2 separate regions of the Homo sapiens genome follow, and region 1 is linked to region 2. Evidence: read pairs that join two places in POLR2A ChIA-PET (ENCODE). Cell type or tissue: B cell. All regions are shown on one strand. Links, peaks and the distances in the headings refer to the core of each region. The heading gives the core; the rest is flanking DNA. Region 1 overlaps ALG14 (ALG14 UDP-N-acetylglucosaminyltransferase subunit). Region 2 overlaps CNN3 (calponin 3).

What was found. Peaks named below come from ENCODE experiments on the same cell type or tissue, not always from the same donor. Only the 100,000 strongest peaks of a DNase experiment are listed, where the experiment ranks them.
Region 1: POLR2A ChIA-PET joins it to region 2 with 13 read pairs; 7 of 35 experiments call an interaction of 5 or more read pairs at or near these places.

The regions. Positions count from the first base shown.
Region 1 is chr1:94,978,083-94,980,995 of GRCh38, reverse strand. ALG14 (ALG14 UDP-N-acetylglucosaminyltransferase subunit) reads left to right here. Exons shown (of 4, transcript NM_144988.4): 4 at 1-2,913. Among named protein-coding and RNA genes, the nearest start is that of CNN3, 52 kb to the right of the region's middle. In B cell, for the core only: no CTCF peak of the experiment used is centred there; a DNase peak (open chromatin) is centred at 1,605; H3K27ac peaks cover 881 bases.
Region 2 is chr1:94,917,548-94,920,460 of GRCh38, reverse strand. The region is part of intron 1 of CNN3 (calponin 3); the gene reads left to right. Among named protein-coding and RNA genes, the nearest start is that of CNN3-DT, 7.4 kb to the left of the region's middle. RefSeq lists an enhancer at 1-418. In B cell, for the core only: no CTCF peak of the experiment used is centred there; no DNase peak of the experiment used is centred there.

The sequences.
Region 1 (2,913 bases), core at 312-2,811, 60 kb before region 2:
GGTAATCCTGCTGCAGAGGCTTCTGTCAGGTCAGAGCTTAACAAAGATCAGACCAGAGAGAATTGTAGAAAAGATGCTATAATTTTTTCCAGAAACATATGTCCCAGATGTTTTGCAGAGCCTTAACTTAAGACAGTGGTTAGCCTGGAATGTCAGAGAAAGAATGTGTATGTGTTATATCACCAAAAGTTTAGAAATGTTATATCTTTCATAGGTTCAGGCTGCTGTGTACTCATTCAGAGCCAGGCTGAGACATGTGTTATTGCATCTTCCTGATCATTCAGATTACTCTGGTAAACAAGTGCATGCTCTGCTGTGTGTTACTGTTATGGCTAATTTGAGTCCTCAAGGTCCCATTAGCAGAGGGGGCTGGTGGCACAATTTCCCTGCTGTGCATTTCTGTGACATTCAGAAAGATAGTGCGCCAGTCCCAACTCAAACTGAAGAAGATGAGTAGCTAGCTTGTCCCTTCCAGTTTCTCTTAGAACACTCTGAATGCAACTTTTACTGTAGGAGACTGTTCATGAAAAAATTAATTGAATCAGTCTTCAAATGAGAGGCAGGGAAACCACACATCCTGCCCACACCTACTTCCCTGGAAGATTTCTATCTACAGTCCAGCTATCCTAAAAGGTCTCAGTAGCTTGCCAGGTCAGAATGTCTAACTGTTTCAAAAAGGATGCCCAAAAATCATGACAGGAAACTTTAGCCTGGAACGAAGAGTGCTATGAAACCGTGTCAACAAGAGGAGTGGTGACAATTGTGAGTTGAATAGCAAGATGTCCTTGCTAGGAAGGAGATGACCCAAGCTTCCCCTTATAAAAGCAACTTGGAACACATCATTCTACCTTTCAAAGATACATGGTAAGTTAAAATTGAGAAACGTACCCCTTTACTATACAGTTCCTTGGGTTGAATGAGTGCTTTTTTTTTTTTCTGAAAAGCCCCATCCCCCAAAAGGCATTTGATAGCAATGTATTAAGCACCTTTTACCAACAATAAGAACATCATTGTAAGTGTTAAAGAAAATTGTCCTTCTCCCTACAGGTCAGCGTTTGAGCCTCACGGGGTTTCTTCCCATGACTTCAGCCCTGGCGCACAATGAGCAGACACCCAAATCTTGTCCGCCTTCAACATTCTTTTGTTAGGGCCCATCCCTCTAGCACTCTAAAAACAAATCATCTACAACTGTGTTCCTGCTGCCCACTCATTTTAAACATGAATTTGACATAGCTCCTCCTTTTCGCACTGGAGTAGTTAACTAATGCTAGCCCACTAGCTTCTATCATGTCCCTCAAGCAACAAACTTTGGGATCATTTTTGCTTTTTCACTCTTTCTTTACCCAATTATAATTGGTTGCCTTTTTTGTTTCATTATCCCCAGAATTTTCTCGTCTTCCTCTTCTCTCCTTGAAATTACTTTTACTGTTCCTCTCCTTTGTCATCACCTATTGATTCTGCCTTTGACTTAGTTCATATCTACCCTTTCCTTTTCAGTCCCATAGTTACAACCTAAGCCAGCTCTTCAACAAAAATTTCTTGCTTGATGAGCAAGTTTTATTGAGGAACTGAGGAAACACCTGTGGAAGGAACAAATGAATGATTTTGTTAATTACTTATGTTTGTCTTCAGAGACTTCCCCTCATGCTAGTTCTGTATACTTGTTTCACTTTTTTCTTTCTTTTTTTTTTTTTTTTTTTTTTTTCGAGACAGTCTCGCTCCATCGCCCAGGCTGGAGTGCAGTGGTGCAATCTCACCTTACTGGCTCACTGTAACCTCTGCCTCCTGGCTTCAAGCGATTCTTGTGCCTCAGCCTCCCGAGTAGCTGGGATTACAGGCATGCACCACCACACCTGGCTAATTTTTGTATTTTTAGTAGAGACAGGGTTTTACCATGTTGGCCAGGCTGATCTTGAACTCCCAACCTCAGGTGATCCACCCATCTTGGCCTCCCAAAGTGCTGGAATTACAGGTGTAAGCCACACGTCCGGCCCTTGTTCCACTTTTTATAATATTTACACCACAGAGAGGTTAAGTAATTTATTAAAGATTATAGAACTAGAAAGTGACAAAGCTCAGATTTGAACCAAGGCATTCTAGCTCCAGCCAGGCTTACCTTAATAGCTACGTTAGGTGTTTTTTTTTTTTTTTAAAGAAAAAAGAAAAAATGTCCTCAAAAGGAAATAAATGGGGTAACAGGGTACTATGACGGAGTAGAAGGTAGTTGGTGTTCTAGATAGGGAAATCAGGAAAGGCCTTTCTAAGAAAGTGGTATTTTACCTGAGTTCCAAAGGATAATGCCTTAAATATTTGTCCTCCTTCTACTTCACTCCCAACTTAGATTTTGCCCCACCCACAAAGTCTTTGTCTTCATTTAGCTTGAGCAAATTCTCTAAATAACTCTGTGACATAGCCACCCATACCAAAGGTTAGTGCTGAGTTATATACCATCGAATTGCAGTCCTTGTTCTTAGAAACACCTGTGGAAGGAATAATGAATGCTATTGCTGATTATTTATGTTTGTCTTCAGGGACTGTACCTCATTCTAGTTTTGTATCCTTGTTCCACTTTTGATAGTATTTACACCACAGCTCTGTACAAAACATAGGCACTAATTAAATACATAAATTATTTGGCCAGGCATGGTGGCTCACGCCTGTAATCCCAGCACTTTGGGAGGCCAAGGTGGGTGTATCACAAGGTCAGGAGTTCAAGACCAGCCTGGCCAAGATGGTGAAACCCCATCTCTACTAAAAATACAAAAAATTTGCCGGCGTGGTGGCGGGCGCCTGTAATTCCAGCTACTTGGGAGGCTGAGGCAAATAATTGCTTGAACCAGGGAGGTGGAGGTTGCAGTGAACTGAGATGGCACCACTGCACTCCAGCCTGGGGGACAGAGCGAGACTCCACCT
Region 2 (2,913 bases), core at 152-2,651:
ATTAGGCTCAGTCTTGTGTTCTGAGCTGCTTTTTCTCTTCTGGATGTTGATATTATCTCTAGAACTTTAATATTCATTCACGAATCTGTTTGTATCTGCCTGAGATTTCTGGTGGATAGGGGACATGACACCAAGCAGTACTACTGTGTTTCATTTCTGTGTCAGGAATGTGATCTGCCCCAGAGTCCTTATCCAGGACTCCACCACCAGGCAGCGTGTGAGGCATTTCCACAGTGAAAGCACCAGGTCTGTAGATCTGCACCATTCTGTCCACATTGCCCTTAGGGCTGAGGACTTCTCTGTAGAGCTAGAGGTCTTGCTTACCGGGCTTGGTTGTATTCTGCTTTTTCTAACAGGTTGATTCCTTTTAAATAAGATATATCTTTCCTTTCTTGGTTTCAGATAGGGCTTGTATTCCTCCACAGCTAGCTGGTTAACATATTTTCCTTCAAGTGTTTGAATTTGGCTTGCTTGAATCTGGAGGCTTTGAGTTTATGTGTTCTTATGAAGTCTCTACCTAGACCTGTGTGAAGCAAGTCCTTGAGTGGAGAAGACTAATGCTTAGTTTTCCCCCACAAGGTAGGGAGGGACCAGGAAGCTTCAGGGTGTGGGCGTGACTGTTGAGTGCTGTGTCTGCGGTGGGAAGGCCAGGGAATTGGAGGCATGAATGCAGAGAAAAGAGGAGGCCTTTTGTGCTTGGAAGGACTCTTCTGGGTCAGTTGTAACCTAAGCATTTATGGTTATTTCCCCTCTGCTGGATAATTTTCCAGGGAACTCTAGCTGTGGAGTGGCCACACTGGGCGGGCTATGGCTTCATTGCTTCTTCCCGCCTCCACTCCCAAATGTTTGGACACTGATCTTTCTCCATTATCTGCAGCTTCTCACCCTTAATGTTACCCAGGCTCTGTGAATGGATAGAGTGTGCTTCATTAGTGCACAATTTCCTGGTCTCCTTTTGTTTCTTGTGGGAGGAAATAGGAGAGAAAACAATCAATACCATGTGTAGCAAGTCTCTGTCCTGCTGTTGGTTAATTCAAACATGTGATTCCACTTTGAATGCAAAAATAGCAACAGCAATCATATTCTGCTTCTAATTGAGTGTAGAAATTATATGTACATTAGGCATCATCTTGTGAGCTTGCTGTGGTCTTTGGGCCTTAGCAGCTGAGCTGGAACCCTAGGGCTGCTCTTTAGAGTCCACCTATGGCTAGATGCCTTCCCCTGAATGGTTCCATTCTCTACTCTGAATACTGGGGTGGATTTTCCTTATCTTTCTTCAAAGAATTGGATGTTGTATTTTTTAAAAACCCCATCCCTACCTCTCCTTGCTTACATACAGACGCATTATTTGCCAGCCAGATTTTCATTTCAAGGTTTATTCATCTCTGAGCTTCCCCCCCTTCTTTTTCTTCTTTAGTGACACCCTTTCCTGCAGTTGGTCTTACATCACCTTCAAAAAACATGCATGTGGCAGGAGGTTGGTCTTCATATGGGCCAGTGGGAGAGTTAAAGTGTTTTTAGTCTGAAACAGCTCTGCCAAATATCTTATGAACTTTTTTTTTTTTTTTTTGAGACAGTCTTGCTCTGTCACCTGGGCTGGAGTACAGTGGCACGATCTTGGCTCACTGCAACTCTACCTCCTGGGTTCAAGCAATTCTCACACCTCAGCCTCCTGAGAAGCTGGGATTACAGTCGCGCACCACCATGCCCAGCTAATTTTTGTATTTTTTGTAGAGATGGGGTTTTACCATGTTGGCCAGGATGGTTTTGAACTCCTGACCTTAAGTGATCCACCCGTCTCAGCTTCCCAAAGTGTTGGGATTACAGGTGTGAGCCACCGCACCCAGCCTTATGAACTTTTGAACTGTGCTGGCAATGCGCTTTGGAACTAAGGATTCCTATGGGCTTGTTTAAATCAATTCCTCCCACCCCTTGCCGACTTTTTTTTTTTTTATTTTATTTTTTTTGGGAGACAGTCTCACTTTGTCGCCCAGGCTGGAATACCGTGGTGTGATCTCGGCTCGTTGTAACCTCTGCCTCTCGGGTTCGAGTGATTCTCCTGCCTCAGCCTCCTGAATAGCTGGGACTACAGGCCTATGCCACCATGTCTGGCTAATTTTTTGTATTTTTAGTACAGTCGGGGTTTCACTATGTTGGCCAGGCTGGTCTTGAACTTCTGACCTCAGGTGATCTGTCTGCCTCAGCCTCCCAAAATGCTGGGATTACAGGCATGAGCCACTGTGCCCGGCCCAATTAGTCCTTTCTACAACTGGGCAATATATTCATGTGCATTAGTCTGATACGATGATATTGGTGGTGGGTACATTTGGATATATTGTCACATCTCCATGAGTTAAAAGGACTTTATGTTAAGCCAGAGTCTAAGCATCTTCAGGCAGATAGCATAGTTGCCTGTGCTAAGACTGTGTATAGTACAGAGAGTTCCTGTCTCTCAGCTTTGTTGTAGAGTAGGGATAGGGGAGCATCCAATGATGGAAAAGACTTAGACTTGGAGTCAGATCTGGGTCCGAATCCCTGCTGAGCCCACAACCTTTGGACAAGTCATCTCTGCATGAAGACAGTACATCTACCTCAGGGTGCCATCTTCCTTGCTTATGAGAACCACTTCTCTTTATGCCAACAGTTCCAAAATAGAAAAGTAAATAAGTGAAAGTATCCTGTATACCTTACTCCTACCCTAAGTGCTTGTACTGCTTTGAATATTGTTCAACCATTTTGAAAACTGAATTATAGTCTGTTGTATGGATTTCCACTGATTATTCACTGCTTCCCTGCTGGTGGATATTTCCTTTAAAAGTACTTGTGTAGAAAAGTGTGTAACTTTTGACATAACATTTAAATGTATTTTGATATTGCCAAATTGCTCTCCAAAAAAATTAGTTCCTACCAATG